Linked DNA regions of Homo sapiens: regions 1 and 2 are each linked to region 3. The links are chromatin loops, found by intact Hi-C in ENCODE. Cell type or tissue: heart right ventricle. All regions are shown on one strand.

What was found. A loop is a pair of places that touch in the nucleus more often than their neighbours do. Peaks named below come from ENCODE experiments on the same cell type or tissue, not always from the same donor. Only the 100,000 strongest peaks of a DNase experiment are listed, where the experiment ranks them.
Region 1: a loop joins it to region 3, with 2.0 times the contacts of the local background. A loop is called at or near these places in 2 of 110 quality-filtered maps.
Region 2: a loop joins it to region 3, with 12 times the contacts of the local background. A loop is called at or near these places in 90 of 110 quality-filtered maps.

Annotation. Positions count from the first base shown.
Region 1 is chr10:24,081,866-24,089,865 of GRCh38, reverse strand. It overlaps a transcript of KIAA1217 not described here. Among named protein-coding and RNA genes, the nearest start is that of KIAA1217, 120 kb to the left of the region's middle. In heart right ventricle, no CTCF peak of the experiment used is centred here; no DNase peak of the experiment used is centred here; H3K27ac peaks cover 1,019 bases.
Region 2 is chr10:23,990,141-23,998,140 of GRCh38, reverse strand. It overlaps a transcript of KIAA1217 not described here. Among named protein-coding and RNA genes, the nearest start is that of KIAA1217, 210 kb to the left of the region's middle. In heart right ventricle, CTCF peaks have their summits at 3,278 and 3,478 (motif pointing left); a DNase peak (open chromatin) is centred at 3,490; H3K4me3 peaks cover 386 bases.
Region 3 is chr10:24,193,620-24,201,619 of GRCh38, reverse strand. It overlaps a transcript of KIAA1217 not described here. Among named protein-coding and RNA genes, the nearest start is that of KIAA1217, 12 kb to the left of the region's middle. In heart right ventricle, CTCF peaks have their summits at 4,790 and 4,995 (motif pointing right); a DNase peak (open chromatin) is centred at 4,989; H3K27ac peaks cover 1,675 bases.

The DNA.
Region 1 (8,000 bases), 110 kb after region 3:
CAGTATGGCCATTTTCATGACATTGATTCTTCCTATCCATGAGCATGGAATGTTCTTCCATTTGTTTGTATCCTCTTTTATTTCATTGAGCAGTGGTTTGTAGTTCTCCTTGAAAGGGTCCTTTACATCCTTTGTCACGCTACCTGACTTCAAACTATACTACAAGGCTACAGTAACCAAAACAGCATGGTACTGGTACCCAAACAGAGATACAGACCAATGGAAAAGAACAGAGCCCTCAGAAATAATGCCACACATCTACAACTATCTGATCTTTGACAAACCTGACAAAAACAAGCAATGGGGAAAGGATTCCCTATTTAATAAATGGTGCCAGGAAAACTGGCTAGCCACATGTAGAAAGCTGAAACTGGATCCCTTCCTTACACCTTATACAAAAATTAATTCAAGATGGATTAAAGACTTAAATGTTAGACCTAAAACCATAAAAACCTTAGAAGAAAACCTAGGAAATACCATTCGGGACATAGGCATGGGCAAAGACTTCATGACTAAAACACCAAAAGCAATGGCAACAAAAGCCAAAATTGACAAATGGGATCTAATTAAACTAAAGAGCTTCTGCACAGCAAAAGAAACTACCATCAGAGTGAATAGGCAACTTACAGAATGGGAGAAAATTTTTGCAGTCTACTCATCTGACAAAGGGCTAATATCCAGAATCTACAAAGAACACAAACAAATTTACAAGAAAAAAACAAACAACCCCATCAGCAACTGGGCGAAGGATATGAACAGACACTTCTCAAAAGAAGACATTTATGCAGGCAACAGACACATGAAAAAATGCTCATCACCACTGGCCATCAGAGAAATGCAAATCAAAACCACAGTGAGATATCATCTCACACTAGTTAGAACAGCAATCATTAAAAAGTCAGGAAACAACAGGTGCTAGAGAGGATGTGGAGAAATAGGAACACTTTTACACTGTTGGTGGGACTGTAAACTAGTTCAACCATTGTGGAAGTCAGTGTGGCGATTCCTCAGGGATCTAGAACTGGAAATACCATTTCACCCAGCCATCCCATTACTGGATATATACCCAAAGGCTTATAAATCATGCTGCTATAAAGACACATGCATACGTATGTTTAATGCGGACTATTCACAATAGCAAAGACTTGGAACCAACCCAAATGTCCAACAATGATAGACTGGATTAAGAAAATGTGGCACATATACACCATGGAATACTATGCAGCCATAAAAAATGATAAGTTCATGTCCTTTGTAGGGACATGGATGAAGCTGGAAACCATCATTCTCAGCAAACTATCGCAAGGACAAAAAACCAAACACCGCATGTTCTCAGTCATAGGTGGGAATTGAACAATGAGAACACTTGGACACAGGAAGGGGAACATCACACACTGGGGCCTGTTGTTGAGTAGGGGGAGGGGGGAGGGATAGCATTAGGAGATATACCTAATGTAAATGACGAGTTAATGGGTGCAGCACACCAACATGGCACATGTATACATATGTAACAAACCTGCACGTTGTGCACATGTACCCTAGAACTTAAAGTATAATAAATATATATATATATATACACATATATGTGTGTATATATATATATATATATGTATATTAAAAAAACAGAGCCTGGGAGGACACAAGTTTGGGATGTTCCTTGAGCCTGGGCAGAGGAGATCCATGTGCCTCCAGGCATCTCTGACTTCTCAAAGTCATTAGCTTCTTCTGCATGAAAAAAGAACTCATTATCTACATAACCCTTAGAGTTTACTGTATGCAATATAGTTGTAGGACCACTGTGAGATGTGGAATGGGAATGGCCCAGTAAGCCCAGAGAAAGGACTACTTCATTTGGGCTACCATCTGCAATGGATGGTCCACTAACTTGGTTTGGGAATCTGGTAGATGCCCTGCTCTATTTACTTTTCATCATGGGAAGGCTTGGGAGGCCACCACAGCTCTGATCTGGCATAAAGAGAAAATCCACGACACACTCTTTCTAACACCGCTGCAGGCAGGAAGTGTACGCATTCCCTAACTCTTTGATTAGAATGCATAAGTGTGGAAAGAGTGCTGAAGTCTGTCACTGTGAGCAAGAAGACTACCACGATGGAATAAACCCCACATCTCATTGCAGTCATATGCTTTTCTTCATGGGCTAGACTGTACAAATGGCCTTTGCAAATGGTATTGAATGGGTGTTCAGGATCAGGGATTCTGTCTCCACACATAGAATAAAGTAAGGCTAACTATGAGGGTTAGATCTACAGCCTTTCGCTAATTCATTTATTTATCAGTTAACTCAAGCATTTATTATGTTTGCCAAGCACTCTGTGAGCAGAGAAAACCTGTAACAAAACATAAAAGAACCACAATAATAAAACCTCATGTATTTGGGCCCCTCTAGTTAAGAATTTTAAAAAGTACATAAAATTTAACATTAAAATAATTTCTTAGTAAACCAATGACACCGTACATATGGTTGCAGAAGAAAGCTTAAATTATGTAAGGCAGTTTTCATGAACCCTCACTTTAGAAGCACCTTCAGAAGAATGCAAAGACAATATATTAAAAACAGACCATTCTTAAAGATGTGTCAAAGTAGTTTCTGTGAAAAAATTGCCATTAGGCCAGGATTTAACTTGATCCTAGTTAACATGAATCTTTCTAAGTAATAAAACTACTGTCTTAAATTTTTTTCTGAGTCCAACTAAATCTCACTAATTTTTTCTCCCATTCTAAGTCATCATTGGTGTTAGAGATTTTCCTACAAAGCAGCTTTCATTTAAGGATGAGTAGACTTACTGAATTTGGATACTATGAATATCACACGAGTCTTCTGCTCAGAGCCATACTGGACAATGGGGGCATGAGGATGACCTAAGGCCATGTCATCTGCAGGACTGTTACAACTTCCCTGTACCAGCTGGAAATCTAAATGTTACTTAATCAAATGAATATTACAGTTCCCACGGGACAAATGGAGGAAACAGGCATGAAGCAGTGGAACTGCTGGGTCAAGGTTACCCCATGAGTCCCTCATAGGAAACCAGGAGCAAAGATCAGACTGTGTCTATTTTAATGCCTATAATGATCTCCCTCCCACTCCTGATAAGAAACTTCTATTTTTATTGCTAATTTTGATGTTTTCAAGCTTGAGATGGCATTTCTCCATTATTCTCTCTTCTTCCCTTCATTAATGTTTGGCAAATTTATTACATTTAAAAAAACATACTCTCCATTAAACAGCCAAGTTATGACATTTATGGAACATTAGCCAGAAAATATGAAACTAAAGCTTTCTTCCAAGTTCACTTAGACTGCATCCTTGATAAGATTCAGAATTCTTACAGTAACAACAACAACAAAATCAACCTGGAAGTATTCCTTATTTAAAATCTGATACACATGGAGACTTCCAAAGGGGACATAAGAAATAATCAGGCCAACAATCATTCACATGTCTTTGTTGACATTAAAATATTCTGGCTAATGTCAGTCTGATAATGAACGAGTGTCTGTACTCTCAAAACATGAGGGTGGCTACTCCAGTTTGAAATATTGTCAAAAGCAAAAGGAATGTTTCATTTGCTCAACTGCTGAAGGCAGAGCTGACCCTAGATAAAAGCCTCCCTTTGTTGAGGCTCCTTTTCAGAGTCACTTCCACCCTGTTTTTAGTAATCTCCTTTTAAAGCCTTCCTCTATTAACAATCAAGACCAGGCACCATGTCACATAGAATCTCACCTGCTCAGGTGTGGTGCTCCAATTTCTAAGTAGGAGGCTGAGGGGCATCAATCAGGGGTGTTTCTGTGTGGTGGGGGTGTGTAGTGGGGCAGGGAGGAGCAGTCAGGGGATTTGTCTTAAAGTGACTCAACAAACACTTTTTTTTTTTGAGACAGGGTCTCGCTTTGTTGCCCAGGCTGGAGTGCAGTGGCATAATCTTGGCCCACCGCAGCCTCAACCTCCTCTGCTTAAGTGATCCTCTCACCTCAGCCTCCCAAGTAGCTGAGACAACAGGCACATGCAGTTATGCCCAGCTAATTTTTGTATTTTTTGTAGAGACGTGATTTTGCCATGTTACCTAGGCTGCTCTCAAACTCCTGGGCTCAAGCGATCTGCCTGCCTCAGCCTCCCAAAGTGCTGGGACCATAGGCGTGAGCTACCATGCCTCCCAGCCAGCACTTTTTTTTTTTTAACTGAAATTGTGTGTATTTATCTGTGGTATGGGGTGAAGAGGCTGATAGATATTCATGGTCAAGGGTGCTAGAGACTTTCCAGGCTATTCCTGGGCACCATGATGAACAGAGTAGCAGGGCAGACACAGTACCCACAATGGGGCCCATTATTGGTGGCCGTGGGCTAGAAATCTTACCCTTTCCAATAAGACTTTTGACTTGCACTGAAGACCAGAAGGCAAGACAAATGGTCTTGACTGGGTTTCACATCTCCTGAACAATTCTCAGTTTATTCGTTTCCTCTGGTCAGGTCATCCTTAATGAATTGAGTAGAATGATTCAGAGGACTGGTAAGTTGGTCTATTATTTCAGTGACTCCCTTAAACCCCTCAAATGTTATCAGTTTATGAAATTCCAAAGTCTGCGAACCACTGAACTATCTATCATCATCTATGTCTTGCTTAAAAGTAAACTCTGGGCCGGGCGCGGTGGCTCACGCGGTAATCCCAGCACTTTGGGAGGCTGAGGCAGGCGGATCACGCGGTCAGGAGATCGAGACCATCCTGGCTAACACGGTGAAACGCCGTCTCTACTAAAAATACAAAAAAATTAGCCGAGCGTGGTGGCGGGCGCCTGTAGTCCCAGCTACTCTGGAGGCTGAGGCAGGAGAATGGCGTGAACCCGGGAGGCAGAGCTTGCAGTGAGCCGAGATGGCACCACTGCACTCCAGCCTGGGCGACAGAGCGAGACTCCGTCTCAAAAAAAAAAAAAAAAAAAAAGTAAACTCTGCCATTTATAGCTTTGCAATATACTCTGTCAGAGGAGATAGTAATAAAAATAGTTCTACCTATTTTGGTGAGAGGCTTGTCGGCAGTGAATCTGAGTCAGATGCGGCAAAGGAAGGCAGAGGGGCTTTGCTTGTACTTCTCTCTCAATTACTTTTTGCTCCTTACCTAGTCTGACACCTTGGATCACTTCCTCCCTTTGGAAATGTTCCCTCAGTTCATTGCCATAGCACCACAGTAGCCTGGTTTTCCTCCTCCTCTCTGTGTGGCTTTTTGTGACTTCCTCTGCAGGGTCCATTTCCCTTGCCAGTCTCTAAAATAATAGTATTCTTTAGGTCTCTGCTCTCAGTCTTCTCTTTTTTGTTAAATACTCTCCTTGCAAATCTCATTCATTTTCATGGCTCTCATTACTATCTATAAACCCATTGCTTACTTGGATTAAATGAGATAATACACAAAAAGCACTTCGTGTCAGGCACATAGGAAGGGCACATTCTCTAATTCAACAAGTATTTCTTGAGTGATTATATGTACCTTTCTGGCTACTGAGGATAGAGATGTAAACGAAATACACAAAAACACAAAAATCCTTGCCCACGTGGGGCTTACATTCTAATAGGTGAAACATCGTGAACCAAATAAGTGAAAGTAAGTAAAATATATAGTAGGTTAGATAATGTTATGTCTACTATGTCAAAATATAGCACAAAGAAGGTAGAGAGGAAGAGCTGGGGTAGCAAGCATTCTGCATTTATAATTGGGTGGCCAGGAGAGTCTTACTGCAAAGATGATGTTTTGAGCAAAGACCTTGAAGGATATGGGGAGTGAAATATGCAGATACCTGGAGAAACAGTGTTCCAGACCAGAGGGAGAGCAAGTGAAAAGACCTCAACAACTCTCTGTAATATTTTCTTAGCTCTTAGGTTTCTCTCCTGAAGCCTAGCTCCTCATTAGACATCTTCAGGTGTTCCAAGGATGCCTGAAATGCGACAGGCCCTCAAAGGAACTGATCATTTACTTGCTTGACCTGCTATTCCCTGGTGGTCCTTGGCTTGGTCAATTGCATCATCATGCACTCATTACACAAGGCAGAAATCTAGGAGGCAGCCTCAATTCCTCCCTCTCCCTCTCCCCACTATCTAGTTAATTGCATGTTCTTAATGTAGTAATTTTATAATTTTATTTTACTTTAAATTTCACTCAATGCCTTCACCTATTAGGCCACCATAATCTCATTAACATTGGATGGAAAACATATTTAGAAATGTGTGTCAAAGTACTCCAAAATTTAAAGTGCTATTTCTCCATTGCAAAGAAGTGCTAGATAAGAATGTGGAAATTAATTCTTTGCCAGCATATATGTATGTGTATATATGAAGAACCACAGATTACCCTAAACCTTAAGCCACAAGGCTAGCAAGCAATTATTGAGCACTTCCTCTTATTTTATGTAATTGCACTTTTTCATAAAACCAATACCTTCACCAAGAGATGAAATAAATTTCTGGAGGCTATTCAAATAGTGAACATTAGGGCCTGGATTTGAACTTGGTGACACCCATGCACCAGCAATGTCCTCTGTGCCATGGTGCCCACATTGGCCAAGAGCCCAAGATTGGAATGAGGCATGATAATAGTCATCTGTGGCACAAAAGACAGCAGCAACAGAGTGTCCCTGAGAAGGCCCCTTAGCTCCTCCTTGTTTCCCATCCTGCTCCTCTACAAAAGGTTGATTTCAGTATCTCACATGTGCCTCAATTTCATATAAGATGAAAAATTACAAAACGGCAGCCAAGATGCCAAATAGCAAACACATTAAAAATGTTGATGCCCAAAGGATATGAAAAGCCACTTATCAAAAAAAGACATACAAGCACTAACAAACATATGAAACAATGCTCAACATCACTGATCATCAGAGAAATGCAAATCAAAACCACAATGAGATACCATCTCACACCAGTCAGAAAAGCCATTATTAAAAAGTCAAGAAACAACAGTTGCTGGTGAGGTTGCAGAGAAATAGGAACACTTTTACACTGTTGGTGGGAATGTAAATTAGTTCAACCATTGTGGAAGACAATATGGCAATTCCCCAAAGATTTAGAACCAGAAATATCATTTGACCCAGAAATCCCATTACTGGGTATATACCCAAAGAAATATAAATCATCTTATTATAAAGATACATGCACACATATGTTCATTGCAGCACTATTCACAATAGCAAAGATGTGGAATCAACCCAAATGCCCATCAATGATAGACTGGATAAAGAAACTGTGGTACATATACACCATAGAATACTACGCAGCTATAAAAAGGAAAAAGAGCATGTCCTCTGCATGGACACAGATGAAGCTGGAAGCCATCATCCTCAGCAAACTAACACAGAAACAGAAAACCAAACACCGCATGTTCTCACTTATAAGTGGGAGCTGAACACGAGAACACATGAATACAGGGAGCGGAACAACACACACTGGGGCCTGTTAGGGGTGGGGGTTTGGGGGAGAACATTAGGGAAAATAGCTAAGGCATGCTGGGCTTAATACCTAGGTGATGGGTTGATAGGTGCAGCAAACCACCATGGCACATTTTTATCTATGTAGCAAACCTGTACATCCTGCACATGTACCCTGGAATATAAAAAATAAAAATAAAGAAAAAAAAATGATGTCCAAAAACAATGAGAACAAAGGCCCAGCTGGCATCCTGGGGAAGAGGCACAGTGAATTCCTCTGGGGTGAAGTTATCCACAGCCATCAGTCATTCCTAACCAGAGGCTGAATTACAAAAGGGGACAAAGCACTATCACCTTCAGCAGCAGAAAGCATCTTTTCATCTTCCCTTACAACCTCCAGCGACATGAATGCCAGATTGAGTCCCATCTTAACTGGTTAGCAGATTTGTCAATATTGTGCCTCTAGTAGACTTGATCCTGTGAGGTCAAAGAAGCACTTCTGGGGCCAGGTGGGTAAGGGTGCAGCTTCTACAACAAGGGACACTAGAATGTAAGTAGCTTCCAACTCATTCTAA
Region 2 (8,000 bases), 200 kb after region 3:
AAAAATATAAGTGAATTTACTAATGTTTGAAAGCAAAGGAGAAAGAGCCAAACGGAGGGTAAAATTGAAAATAGTTGAGAGGACATTCCTGGGGAGTTGGTATAAATGGGATTCAGAGAACAGGCAGTTAGATTAGTTTTGGGGGGAAAAAAAAAAAGAAAGCCCCCTTCTCCATACCTCCTGGCTTCAGGGAGCCATGAACAAAACCAGTCAATGTTCCCTGGAGAAATCACTCCAGGTATAGGCATGGCTGTGCCCTTCTTCCAACCTCCACCATTCCCTACACCTCCCATATAACTGAACTGGCACTGAGAGGGAGACACAAGTAAGAAAGGGAAACAGGGCCCCAGAGATAGGTTCTCTGAAAGAATATACAGGGCCCTGATGCCTGAAGCCTTTAATTCCCTCCATGGATAGAAGGCCACCAAAATGCTGCCAGACAGTGAAAGGCCCAGGTCTGTTACATCTCTCTATCTAGAATTAGATGTAAAGTATATGTTTGAATTCCAAGGAATAAAATGACTTCTCATGGTAGAGAAGGTTTCACATAGAAAATATTATCCTGAAACCTTCCAGCCTGAGCGTCTTCCTATAGCTACCTACCACAAATTATTTTTGTAATAAAAATAAGCTCCCAGAACAAACTAATTACATGGGAGAACAACTTACATTTCACTGCAGTTTCCACAATATATATTTTTCCCATCAAATGTGAGTTAGCCAAAGTAATTAGGAAAAATGATTAGCGAAGCTCTTTATTGAACATGGACCCAAGCAATTAAAAAATTAAAGCATTTCTTTTCATAGTGGCCTTAAACTCTATTTTCTTTTAAGAAGTCCTCAATTTTCCCTTCAATGATACTTTTTGGGGGGACATGTGATAATGTGGGAAAATGTAACCCTTCTCCTGAAAATAATACTAAGTTCTTTTATCCTTCTTTCACAGTAGAACTTCCTGCAAGTTGGTAGGAATCATGAAATGTGGCTGCTTCTTCCTTAAGAAACACTAAAAGCACAAACAGTTGAAATCCCAGTACAAAGCATTCATAGAAGAGACTTGGGAATCACCTTCGAAACAGGTTAGACCATGAAGCTGTGCTGTTTTTCAATTCTCAAGTCATCCTGGGCTTCTAAGAAGTAACAGTGAGTTTTGAAGGCATTTGTATCTCCTCTTTATGCCTTTACATTTTAAAATACTGGGATGCTCAGGAGTAAATAAGAATAAAAACCATGTGACTGAAATCCCATTTTCCCCTGTGAGCTAGTTAAGTATTGTTGGAGTTTCCGCAATACAAGGGTAAACTAGCATCTCTCTTCATTCTTTTGAACTGTGGGAATTCAGGCTTATAGAAAAATCTACTAAAAACAATAAAGATCAAAGTTAAAGTTCATTTTTAAAAAAGCCTTTTAAAATATATTAAAATTTTATAATTTTGTACATAAATTTAGACATGAATGGATTAGTATTAGTTCCAATTATTTCATGGTTGTTTTATGACTTAGGATCTTCATGGAAAATGCAGTTTTCAAGTACTTTGGTATGACAATTAGCAGTTTCAAGTGAAACAGTGGATTTTTTTTCTCAACATTCTTTCAGCGAACATTTACTGTAGGGCTACGGTGTACCAGGCACTGTGACAGGTGTTGGATACACAGTAAAAAAGAAAATAACAGTTTCTGCCGTTGTGTTTGCTGTCTAGGGAAGAAAAACTCACCACAAGGAATTACCGGCCCAGTGCTCCCCTTTCCACATGGAGAAATTGTCTCCTTCCTATATCATAAATCCATTTTGCGGTTATGGTCCCCAAATGCAATACCTTCCCTGTCAATCCGAGGCAAGAAGGCGCATAAGCACAACTACAATAACTTGATTTTCATGGTTCCTGCTTCCTGAAGAGCATAAAGGCAAGATGCTTTCTGAATATCTTTGAAATGACTGCATTTGGTTTGTTTAAGGGCAAAAATGGCTGAATAATGATCTTGGTGCTTCTAGGCATATGCAGAGGCTAGAAGTGGGCAAAAAAGGGAGGCAGGGGAGTTGCTTCTCTATGAAACCAGACACATACCTCTTTGCTATGGGCTAGCACCAACATTTCAACCCCAGTTTGAATTTGCAAAGCATATTTCCATCATCTGTGACATTCATCACGGTACCCCAGTGAGATGGACTGTTTCATGGCTTCCATTTTACTCAAGAGAAATAAGAAACAAGAGGCGAAGTGACTTTCCCAAAGTCAAGAATAGACTGGGGACCAGGATTCAGAGTTTGCAAATCACTGTCCTGTGCTGAGCATGTTCAGCCATACGCTTAACCTTGCCAAAAAAATAAGGGCTCCATTTTTACTGTTTAACTAATTAGAATCAAGACACATCAGGCAGGCAGGCAGCACCTGGTTCATAACACAGTGACATTATTTTATTGCTGTTTCAATCTAAAAACTTAATGTGCTTCCAAACTTCTCAATGCTTTTATGAGACAGTCCCTGGATTGCCGCTTCAACCTGTATCTATTCCCGGGTATCTTACATTTGCAAAATTGCACTGAGAAAATATTACTTAGGAAATAATGAAAACTCAAGTAGGAAGGAAAAATGCTCTCTTAATAATGAGGAAGCCATTTGCCCTAATTTCGTTATATATAGACACAACACACACACTCACACACACACACACACACACACACACACACAGGCCATAATTGGCTGTAATGGAATTGATAAAGTAGGAAATTTGCTTTGAGGGGTTTTTACCCCAAATCCTGCAATTATGAACATGTCAGGTTTCCTAAGCAGTGGTTTTTCCAGAAAGGATTCTATTGTGTTTCTTTTTCCCATTTACCAATTTGATTAGCTTTTTGCCTAAAAGCTAAGAGCAGCATTCTAATTACTCCAGAGCACAGGGGACTTGGTCTTCTGTTATTTTGTAGGATCTTCCAGGAGACCATGATCTCCCCGAGGAACAGAGCCACCCCTGTACTCCTAGTTCCCAGGGCAATGCTTGGCACACGGCAAGTGCTAAACAAAAATGAATCTGAGTGTGAATCTGTTCTCTGCTATTACCAATGCTGCTCTTGGGCTCTTTTAAATTTTAATAACATGGATTGGAGGCAACACTTTAAAAGACACGGAAAAGCAAGTTTTTTTAATTTTTATTTTACAGCTCAGGGTAAGGGTATTACATAATTGTAAATAATGCATTCATATTTCAGATCTTGAAACCAGTGAAAAACAGCCATTTCAGACAAGAAAATAAATGATGACATGCTCCCAGCAAAATTGAATCCTGTATTGGTTATGAAGAGAAAATCCAACCTACGCTTAACAATGCTTCCATATTCACTAAAAGTTTCTACAGTTTTAAAGTTTGAAATGTTGCCCAAGGGTTTTAATGAAGCTCCGGTTCAAGGACAGAAAAGTTGTATGGTTCGGATTTGACTTTGGTCAAGATGAAATGGTTTGTGCACACAGCTTCCTACTGCCCCCTGGTGGGATGATGCTGAACTATGCTCAGAAACCTTCCATCAACCTTAGGGTCAATCCCAGACATGATCTTGGCTTCCACAGCGACACCTTCAAAAAAGGCTGCTGAGTTTAAAGTTAAAACTCTCCTTGACTTTCTGTCCCATTTCTCCAAAGCTTGACCTGGGTAGTAGAAAGAAAGGGCAACTGCTTAAAAGGGCGATGTTAGGACTCCATCCGGAGAACCCAACGATCACGATAGTCCCATGGATAAGGTGGTGTTGGGCTGTGGGACTGTCCTGAGACCTAAAATCAGCACAAAGGAGATTTCCACTACATCAGATGTCCCTGGTCCTCAGCTACCTAATCCCCATCCCTCAAACTCCCACATATCCACACCCCAACCCAAGTGTAATATGCCAACTAAAAGACCATTGAGGTCATGTTCAGCTTCAATAGTCATCAACTTATGGTGTAGAAACCAAGAAAGGCTTGTCAATGGGAGGGTTTTTCTAAGCCAGGTCAGGAACACAGCACAGTCATGACCAGGTTAGACCAAAGACGACTCTAAATCATTCACATTCTCCTCTTTCCCTCTAGGGATCCCCAGATCTGCTCACAAGCTAGAGTAGTCGCTAAGCCTTGGTACTTGCTATCCCATCCACTGCATCAGGAGAAATGCGAAGGCCTGTAACCTCAGGACAGTTTCTCTGTTCTCTTGAATGTTTAGGAGCCTGAGCTGAGACTTAGGCACACCGGGAAGACTCATCCCAATTCACATCTCTTACAAAAGGTGGACTACAGACTGGGTGCGGTTGCTCATGCCTGTAATCCCAGCACTTTGGGAGGCTGAGGTGGGTGGATAACTTGAGGTCTGGAGTTCAAGACCAGCCTGGCCAAAATGGTGAAACCCCGTTTTCTGCTAAAAATCCAAATGTATTTTTGATGAAAACACAAAAATTAGCTGGGTGTGGTAGCATGCACTTGTAATTTCAGCTACTTGGGAGGCTAAGGTAGGAGAATCACTTGAACCCAGGAGGCGAAGGTTGCAGTGAGCTGAGATCATGCCACTGCACTCCAGTCTAGGCAACAGAATGAGACTCTGTCTCAAAAAAAAAAAAAAAAAAAAGCTGGGCTATGGAGAGCCAAACTCTTGGACTCTGGGAAATCTGAAAGAGTTGGATAATCTCCTGGATATCTTCCATGGAGCTTCTGAAGGTATTGACTATTCCTGATTAGGATGAGGGGACTAAGCAATAGCCTAGAACAAGAGAGGAGAGAAGACCATGAAAGTCCTCAAGACTTGCTGTTTAGTCAACTTACACCAGTGGGGATAAAAAGGAAGCTATCAGGCTGGGCGCAGTGGCTCACGCCTGTAGTCCTAGCACTTTGGGAGGGCGAGGCAGGTGGATCACTTGAGGTCAGGAGTTCAAGACCATCCTGGCCAACATGGTGAAACCCCATCTCTACTAAAAATACAAAAATTAGCCGGGTGTGGTGGCTGGTGCCTGTAATCCCAGCTACTTGGGAGGCTGAGGCAGGAGAATTGCTTGAATCCGGGAGGCAGAAGTTGCAGTGAGCCGAGATCTCACCACTGCATTCAAGCCTGGGCAACAGAGTAAGACTCCATCTCAAAAAAAAAAAAAAAAAAAAGGAAGCTATCAGAGTACCTTTGTTCATGGGGACAAGTGACTGCAAGTGGCTCTTAAATGACATATAAGCAAAGAAAAAGAAAGTAAAACTGGCGGTGGTATCACTTATTCCATTGTCCCGCAGTGTTGGTTCAGTTTATCTGGCTGGTTAAGGGTGGCCTTTCTTCCTCCTGCCACCCTCACACTCCATTTGTGTCCCTCCTAGAGTTGCAAGCTCAGTGAAGGAGGATAAATAGTGTGACTCTGTCACAACACAGAAACTCTCCTCGTGCATTTGTAGGGGCCAACAGGCATGCCACTTTGACAGTGTTAGGGGCCCTGTGTCAAATCAGGGCCTGACCTTGAAGCTTCCTTCTAGACCTTTGGCTGGGATGCGTTCCTTCTTATCCCATCACGAGGGCTTCCAAAAAAAAAAAAAAAAAAGAAATGATGGCCCTGTTCTGGCCTTTCTTGTTTGCCAAATAAACATATCTCATGCAGAACACTTCTTATCCTGGGGGGTCTTCAACCTCAAATCAGGACATGAGCATATTCTAAATGATTCCTTTCTGCTGCTTTGCCTTTGTCAGCCTCCATCCCTCTCCTGTTACTCTTGGGTCTCATTCTTGACTTTGAAAAGATGGCAATGGGGTAGGCAAGGATTGCATCTCCTTCTGGATCCATCACGTGAAACACTGATATCTTTGCTAGAAGTTCAAGCCTCACCATTTCTATTTCTATTTCTTGGCTGCTCTGTGAGCTGTATTAACTTTTTAGATTCTTCACTTAGTGAGTTTTTCCTTTTTGAATGGACTTCTGAATACATATTTGCCAAAGTAATTTCCACAATGAATTATCAATAAAAAGAAAACTTATAAATCTACATGGGTAGCAAAATCCAAAGCACTCTAGTTGTCTCAGTTTTGTGGTTTGGGGAGTATTCTTTTATGGTGTTACAGAGTCAGAAAAGTAATTTTACCAGAAGAGAGCCCATAAAATGATGCGTTTTGGGGGGCAACCAGGTAATCATGTCATAATATTAATGGATTGCAAGACAATTTATGTTCTCTACTCTCCACCATGAAAAGTTGACTTACTCATAGGCTTGTAATGAGCAGCCTTGCTATATTTAATGGGATAATGTACTCAGCCTAGTAGTCAAGTTCTCCTAAAACACACCCAACCAGCTACTTCCTATCATGAATCCCCCTGCCCCCAACAGATTATTTTCCTATCTGACACTGGGATATGGGGTGTTTATTACCAACTTAAAGTATGTGTGCATGTTATCGCCTTCCCTAGAATGCCATTCCCTGTCTGCTTCATGTAATTATATCGTACGTCATGGTTGTGATATACTGATATATCATATACGTGAAATGCGGATAGATACGTTCTAGATATATGAATATCTAGATATAGAATCTATGTAGATATCTGAACATATGAACATATATCTAGAACCTACCCCATTTTACAGTCCAGTTCAAATCCAGGGCGGTGTATAGAGATTACTCCCTTTTCTGAACCACAGCACTGAATATATTACACTTGCAGATACAGGATCTATGATCTCACTTCTTCATGCATCCATTTATTTCTTAATTAGAGAATAAGCTCCTTCAGGACCTTGGCTTGTACTTTCGTGTTCCCACTAACCACTTAACTCAGGGCTATGCATATCTGAGTGCTTAGCCAGTACATGATGGGCTACGTGAAAAAAGAACTGAGAAGTCAATGGAAACAGGATGGCAAGAAAATGGTGTCTCAGCACAAAACTGAACAATCGAGTGTACAATGCTAAAAGCTGTTCAAGTGGCTGCATGGGAGCAGGGCCTGAGCTGCATTTTGCTGTAGACCCACAGACTGGGTTTGCAAAGCATGGCTTTTAGCAGAGATTAGGAAAATACCCGACTAGTTTGATGACCCAATCAACATGGATGCAGAATTTGACAATCCTGGCTCTAAATGTCATTTAAGCAGAAAGGCACCATTTCACACTTGGCTTTGCATGTGTAGACAAAGTCACTTGTAACTCTTTATTTTCAAAGGGTAGGTTCCAAGTTCTATTGTCACTTTATCTCACTTGCCTGCAATTCCCTCGCTCATAAAATGAAGGATTTGGGATATTAGGTTGTTCTCCAACGTTCTTTCTACCTCTAAAATTCTATACTCTTATAACCCACTTTCTTAATCTATAGCCCTTTCCTCCCTCTCTGGCTGCCAACCCCTAAGACAGTAAGTCAAGTTATTTTTTAACTAGGACCCTTTGTAGAGATGTCATAGTGCAGCAATTTAAAAATATTAAAGCACAGTTCCTTACATTTTTATTTGCTCATGACTCTTTGCTCTTCCTATAGTAATTTAATGTTTTTGCAAAGCTAGTGGTACTTTAAACAGATATGCCTACTTTGAAAAAAATCAGAAAAAAACAAAGTGCATGCTTTCCTAAAATATATTTTAGAAAATCTTTTTCTCTCCCAGCACCCAAAGATATGACTAATCATTAGAAGAGTGGAGGAGCACCCACAGAAACTGAATTAGGAGAAGGGTGTGGATTCTTTTGATTGAGCATGAATAAAAATCCACCTCATTAAAAAAAGATTATTAACATCAATAATTTAATGGTGAAGGATACTATTTTGCTGAAAAGAGACAAAAATGATTTTTGAGGCCTTCATGAAAAGAAGTAGAAAAGGGAAAGATTTAAGCAGAACTGACAAATAGAAAGATGAAACTTGAAAGTCCAATCCCTTAACGTGTGTGCAGCTTTTTCTAGCCCTTGCTTGGTTGGGATATATGTTGCATGATTTACCTTTGAGGTTAGAAGAGAATACATTTAATCAAATAGTTCTCCTCCTCTCTCTGCCTTGCTTATAATCAATGAATTAATCCCAATGAAGATACTTTT
Region 3 (8,000 bases):
GGAGCCAAGTGGGTAGAGGGGGTGCTGGCATGCAGGAGGTAGAGGAAGCCCTCCAGGATTTACAAAGTATTGATGGCTAAGCTTCTCTGCCCTAAGCCGAAGTGCATTTTGTGTTTCTCCCCAGGGCTGCTAGAGCTTAACATTCTTCATTTCCCAGATGACATCGTTTTGCTTTGTAAACACTCCCTTTTGCAAAATTTACAATCTCTGAACTGGACAATATTGAGTGGGATAAAATATTTAATGACTGGTTGGGCCAGGGTTTCCATAACACTATATTAGGAGCCTAATTTGTGTAACGCTTGAGTTCATAAAAGTAAAAAAGGTGCAACGAATTTTTTTGTTTTTTGAGATGGAGTTTTGCTCTGTCACCCAAGCTGGAGCACAGTCTTGGGAACTTGGCTCACTGCAACCTCCGCCTCCTGGGTTCAAGCAATTCTCCTGCCTCATCCTCCGTGGTAGCTGGGATTACAGGTGCGTGCCGCCACGTCTGGCTAATTTTTGTATTTTTGGTAGAGACAGGGTTTCACCATGTTGGCCAGACTGGTCTCGAACGCCTGACCTCAGGTGATCTACCCACCTCAGCCCCCTAAAGTGCCAGAATTACAGGTGTGAGCCATGGCACCCAGCTGCTGCAATGATTTTTAAAATTGTTTCTGCTTGCCCCCTACTGCCACCTCTCATCTGCACATACCTTCACCCAACATGTTCAGCAGCAGCACTGATACAAACTGGTGTGGAAAATGGACTACAGGACCTGATGATATTCCCAGGCTCACTCTGCTCACAGGCCCCTTCTGAGAAAGGCAGCTGGGGATGCTTCCTTTCATCACCCCCAAGCTTGACTGGTGCAATCAGTAGGCTCAGCTGGAAGAGCTCAGATGCTCCCCGGGTTGGACAAGGGACAAAGAGATCCAGTCAGATTTCCCCTCTTCTCCTTTACAGAATTCGAATATGAAATATATAGCGAAGGGATACAGGTGGCGTCACCAAACATCCCAGTTCACCTATGACTTTGGGTGTGGCCTGGTGCTGAAACTGGAAAAGTCCCAGGAAAACTGGGTTGAGTTGGTCACCCCAGATGCAGGCAGTATGGCAGGCGAAAGCTGAGGTGCACAAAGACAGCAAGCATAGCCAGGTGGTGCAGTGGCACAGTGGCTCAGTGGCATGGTGGCTTGGTGACTCTTGTCTGTAGTCTTAGCTACATGGGAGGCTGAGGTGGGAGGATCACTTCAGCCCAGAAGTTTGAGGCCAGCCCAGGCAACACAGCGAGACCTCATCTTTACAAAAATATTTTCAGAAAATTAGCCGGAAGCCCGGGAGTTTGAGAGTGCAGTGAGCTGATAGCTCCACTGCACTCTAGCCTAGGAAACAGCGAGGCCCCATCTCTTAAAAAAAAAAAAAAATTAAAAAATAATGAAAAAAGTGACAGCAACCAAAAGCCATGAGGCAACACAAACCAAAGAAAGAGAGAAAAGGAGAAAGAGAGAGATCAGCAGAGCAGACCGCGTAGCAGCAGGAGGTAGAGAAGGAAGCAGGAGTGGAGACATTGAAGCCTGGGCAGGGGTGCATGGGGGGGAAGGACAGTGTACTGTGGGTTTCCCAGAGTTTCTGTCAGCCTGATGCCACTACTGCTGTATCCTAAATGTTATCCTAAAATATGTATATAAATATATAAATAAAAATATATAAAATGTCTCCTAAATGCTGCTCAGGAGGCTTGGGAAAGCCATTTCCTGTTTTTCCTTACTTCCAAATATAAATAATAACCCAAGGTTCTTAGGTTATTAGTATGTCTATTTCTTGTCACCTGAGCCAGTCATAATCTATGAAAATCAGGACATTCACGTGGTCAGTTTACAGAATCACTTATGAAATAAAATAAATAATAAACACAGTTTGATTCATCTTTAAAAACAGACACATACACACACAGCTTTGTCTTATCTTTTCAAAGGTTTCAATTCCATAGTTAAAAATTGCCATTGGTTGCACATAAAACAGTCAACTGTAGGCTGAATTTGGGGAAAGAATAAAACCTGAAGAAAAGGAAACAGTGAAAATTACTTTGTTTCCCAAACTTCAACAATTTCTCTTCGGCTATAGTTTGAATGTCTGTCCCCGCCACAGCTCATGTTGAAACTTAATCACTAATGTGTGGCAATGTGGAAAGGTGGGGTCTTTAAGAGGTAATTGGGTCAAATTCTTACCATTTATATTAGTATTAACTTTATACTGACTTGCTTAAAATATTAAGCTTCCTCTCATCTATATTATTGTTAGATTCTGGGTTTGATAAAACAGTTGCATATTTTCTTACATCCTGTATAGTAAATATATAACTATTAAAATGTAAAATGTTTTGTTTATTTAATTCTTTTCTATTTTGAGAAAGGGTCTTTCTCTGTCACCCAGGCTGGGGTGCAGTGGTGCAATCACAGCTCACTGCAGCCCCAAACTCCTCCAAACTCCTGGGCTCAAGTGGTCCTCCCAACTCAGCCTCCTGAGTATCTGGGACTACAGGTGCACACCACCATGTCTGGCTAATTTTCTACAAATTTTTTATAGAAATGGGTTCTCACTATATTGCCCAAACTGGTCTTGAATTCCTTGCCTCACCTGGTCTTTCCACCTCAGCCTCCCATAGTGCTGGGATTGCAGGCGTGAGCCACCACACCTGGCTTGTTCATGTAATACTGAACATTGCCTCCTAAGGCCTAGTAGTTCGGAGAGTACTGCTTTAGGCCAAAGATGATCAATTCATCCATCTCGTTACTCACTCACACCTTCAGTTTTTCAAAAAACTATTAAGCCCCAGTTTGCCAGTGGTGGAGGCCAAGGATGTTGACATTGATCAGAGAAGCCGTAGATTTTTGAACATTTGTCGCACTTTCTTTGCTTATATGTGAGCCTCTTTCATGAGATTTATGAGGTCACCAAGGAGTAAGACTAGCTTTATTGTCTCTGAATCCCCATTTCCTACCACAGCCCGAGGCACACACAGATCCTGAGTAAATGCTTTTTTTTTTTTTTTTTCGAGATAAGAGCAGTGGCACGATCTTGGCTCACTGCAACCTCTGCCTCTCGGGTTCAAGCAATTCTCCTGCTTCAGCCATCCAAATAGCTGGGATTATAGGCCTGCACCACCACGCCTGGCTAATTTTTGTATTTTTAGTACAGATGGAGTTTTGCCGTGTTGGCCAGGCTGGTCTCAAACTCCTGACCTCAGGTGATCCACCCGCCTCAGCCTCCCAGAATGCTGGGATTACAGGCATGAGCCACCACGCCCACCCAGTATCCCAAACATTTCCATTTTATGTTGAGGTCAGAATCCGATTAATGAAATCCTGAACACCAAAGAGAATTAGCTGAAGAATTCTCTGTAGCTGAGAAGTGGGGAAGAGAAGGGCAGTAAGCTTCTGGAATCGGACAGAAATATTACCCACTGATAATGGGACTCTTTAAAACAACACAGACTCATAACATGTTTTGAATAATGGCATTCGGTCACATCAGGGTTACCTGGTTTACCAAGGAGAAAACTCATAAGCAACACAGCACAGAGGTGGATGCATATGTTTGGATATTCACTCAATAGGCTCACAGACCAATTCAGAGCACCTGCAAAACCCCAGGAGGGATGTGATAGGAAAGATGATGGAATGATGGTGGATGTGGCAGGACAACTATCCGTCCCATGCATTCCGCGCACCAGGACAGGTGTCAGGTCCATGCATTTCATGCACAAAAAGCTTGAACTGTGTCCTGCAAGCACCATGGAGTCATGAACAAGACAATAGCAGACTAAGGACATGATCAGATTTGTGTTTGAGATAAATCTGTGTGGAGAATGGATTTGAGAGAAGCAGGAAAAGAGATTACAATAAAGTTTCTGTTACAGTAATTCAGGAAAAAATATGTGAGATTTGAAACTAAGGGAATTATAAAGATAAAAAGAAGGCAAAGCTTTGAGAAATACTCAGGAAGTAAAATTGGCAGGATGTAGAAATTAAATTGCACATAGGGTAGTGGAAGTTGGGAGATGCTCCAGACTGCTGAACAAACTCAGGTTATGTTTCAACATTCCGCCTCAGTTCTTTTCCCTGATTGACTTTGGTCAGTGCTACCACAAATAGGCCCAACCCAACTATTTCCAAAACAAGTTCACTGCTCTAATAGGTTTCTGTTGGTACATTCTTTCAATGTCAGCAAGTCAGCATTGCACGTTCTAGAAACAGGGATGAAAATTCAACATTCTGCCAACACCATCTTTTTTCCATAAGTCAGAAATGGCTCCAGGCACATCACATGGCATTAATTTTGTACCATATGCAACTCTGATTGATTACTGGGTGCCGAATTATAAATAGTTGTCAAGAAGTCTAATGACCATTTATCAAAAAAGATGCTGAAACCGTGTATATATGAGTTATAAAGAAAGGATGTGGCAGGGATATTAGTTTAACTAAAAGGTCATTGGTTATATAGATCCCCTCACAGTTCTCAAATTTCTGCCTGTGCCTAGCTGTGTGTTCAGTTTGCTTTGGGTACAATTTCTAGAACTCTGTGCAAACTCTTTCGTTTAACTCCATATCGTAGTGAAGGATGTGAAGTGTAATGATGCTTAGCACCTGGCACGGTGCCTGGCATATAGTAGGCACTCCAGAAATATTTGTTGGGTAAATGAGTGTAAATAAAGGCAACCAACTCTAGGCAGATTCAATCCCCAGGGTGTGAAGCCAGATTTTCCCCTATTAGCCCAGGAGCCCCATAAAACAGCTGGAGGCTACAGGGGAGCAGCGCAGCATCTGCACCTCGGCCCTGTCTCTACGCACCGCTCAGACTGGTTTTGGGGCTTAGATATGCCTGGACCTTCACCTTCCTATGTATTTTATTATTACTTCACTTACTGCAGAGTTAGTGCAATGGAGAAGTCCAAGGGGACGCAACTGTCACCAGCAGGAACGCAAACCCCTGTTTAGGCATATGGCCACTAGGGGGCGAGAGAGTCAAAAGGCTGCATATGAACGTCAGCCTTGCCCTCTTCAAGGTGTAAACTTTTTCCTGAATTTCCAATGAAAGCATTCTTGGATTTCTTCTCCCTAATCATCCCCGATACTTGGTACAGCAAGAATCAGGAATCATAGTAATATTTTACCCCCAAGCAATTGTAAACATCCACTTTTGGCAATGCTTTTTGTTTTCTAATAAAAATGTAAACATGAAAACAGAAATCAGGAAAATTTCCCAAGATTGATTACTGTTTTGAGCTGCCTCCTGTGCAATTGCCTGGAAGCTGTGAGGCCCCAATGTGCTCCTTCCAGGCACTGTGACCAGAGACACTGCGCGTTGGGTGGGGTTGCCAGGGAAAACACAGGATGCCTAATTAATTCAAATCAGGTAACAATAAAGCCTTTAATGTAAGTATGCTCCAACTTGTGAGGGCAGTGTGTGTGTGTGTGTGTGTGTGTGTGTGTGTGTGTTTTGAGACAGGGTCTCACTCTGTCACCCCAGCTGGAGTGCAGTGGTGCAATCATACCTTGCTGCAGCCTTGAACTTCTGGGTTCAAGCAGTCCTCCTGCCTCAGCCTCCCACTAGCTGGAACTACAGGTGCACACCACCACACCTGGATAATTATGTAAAAAAAAATTTCTGTAGACATGGAATCTTGCTGTGCTGCCCAGAATAGTCTCAAACTGCTGGCCTCAAGCGATCCTCCTGCCTCAGCCTCCCACAGTGCTGGGATTACAGGCGTGAGCCACTGCGCCCAGCCAATACATATTTTTTCAATGACATAATCAGCAAAGCCCTAGTTCTTTGTAAAAACTAACAAAAACCAAAGCAAAACCTTTCCTAAGTTCCCTTTCTTAGCACATTTCACCTAAAAGATTTGCTCCTCAGTGGCTCTCCCCAGAGCCACTTCCTTTCCTGGCGGATTAAAAACAATTCTCATTCAGTATCTCGCTGTCATCAGATTTTCCCATATTCTGACTTTCCTGGGAGCATTTTCACATATTATCTTAGTGGCTCTGTTGCCCTCTGATTCCAACCTCCCTCTGTTCTTTTCTGGAGGTAGAAGTCCTGAAACAGAAACGCTTATCCCCAGTCCCAACAATTAATCCCCAAAGAACCTTCGAGACAGGGCAGGTTCATGGCTGCCTCGTCCACAAAAGCCCTGTTTTCTGGGTTCCTTGTCTTGGGCAACCTGCAGAGTCAGAGCCATCATTGAAGGATGATTTGGGCTTCAGCTGGAACAAGGAGAAATACTCCTGAGCCATCTCCTAATGGTTTTCTCGGTCAGGGTCTGGATTAAGAAGACATGGCATCTTGTAGCTGGAAATACAGGAAGCTTAATAAAAGGCACTGCAGAGTTTCCATGGGACTGGACAGGGTTTTGATCATACTTCCAGGGATGCTGCAGTCCAGGGACAGGGACTCTTACTTCTCCTAGGCCTGAAGGAGCAAGAGGAGAAAGCTCATTCCCCAGCCCAGAGAGAGAGTCAAGGGGAGGGTTGCCTGGAGGAATCTGCCTTCCCTGGAAGAATACAGCCCACCCAGGGTGGCCTGGCAGGGAGGGGACCAGGAGAGGAGGAAGACAGCCTCATTCTCCTCTTGGCCTCCAGCACTTGGAAGGAGCATGGAGGGATAAGACTGGGGACTTGTTATCCTCGTACAGAGAAGAACAGTCATATACAATAGAAATAAAGACACGGGCTGGACACTGTGGCTCATGCCTCTAATCCCAGTATTTTGGGAGGCCAAGGCTGGAGGATCACTTGAGGTCAGGAGTTTGAGAGACCAGCCTGACTAACATACTGAGACTCTTCTCTCTAAAAAAAAAAAAAAAAAAAAAAAAATTTAATTGGCTGGGTGTGACTATAGGTGGTGCATGCCTATAGTCCCAGCTACTGCAGAGGCTGAGGCAGGAGGATCGCTTGAGCCTGGCTGAGATGGGAAGATCATGGCTGCAATGAGCTGTGATCATGTCATTCCACTTCAGTCTGGTTGACAGAGCGAGACTGTCTCCAAAAACAACCCCCAAAACAAAGAAAAGAGGCTGCCTGTGCTAAGGACAAAGTGAGCTGTAGACACACCTGGTTTGGGAGTTCAGCAGAGTGAAAATAAAGGCCAGAGGTCAGGTGGAGTGGCAAGTGTCCGTAGTCCCAGTGACTTAGGAGGCTAAGGTGGGAGGATGGCTTGAGGCCAGGAGGTTGAGGTCTGCCTGGGCAACATAGCAAGGGGAAGGAAGGAAGGGATGAAGGAAGGGGAGTGGTGGGGTGGGGTAGGGGAGGGGAGGAGAGGGGAGAGGAGGGGAGGGGAGAGGAGGGGAGGGGAGAGGAGGGAAATGAAGGCCAAGATTGGTGGGAAAGGTTTCATAGGTTTGGTAATGTATTTATAGGCTCCTTGGAGATTATTTTTCATTTTTATTTTTTAAGATGGAGTCTCACTCTGTCACCCAGGCTGGAGTGCAGGGGTGTGATCTCAGCTCACTGCAACCTCTGCCTGCCGGGTTCAAGTGATTCTCATGCCTCAGCCTCCTGAGTAGCTGGGATTACAGGTGTGCGCCACCACATCTGGCTAAGTTTTGTATTTTTAGTAGAGATGGGGTTTCGCCATGTTGGCCAGGCTGGTCTCAAACTTCTGACCACAGGTGATCCATCCACCTAGACTTCCAAAGTGCTGGGGTTACAGGTGTGAACCACCGCACCTGGCCTATTTTAAATTATCTCCAAATGAAGAAACCAAAGTACATGAACATGCACGTGACTGCTTTGTGTGTGTGTGTGTGTGTGTGTGTGTGTGTGTGTGTGTGTGTGTAGAAAACGCTGCAGATGGAGTTCATACAAAAAAAAAAATCCTTGAGTACTGTGATCTGCTCTAACTGTCAAATGTTAAGAACTGAGCACTTTCCTCATTTACTGTTGACCCAGATGGAGTTATCTGGATTAGCGCAGTTCTGCATGGCGCAGCTCGTTTATTTCCTCAAGAAGAAACAATTT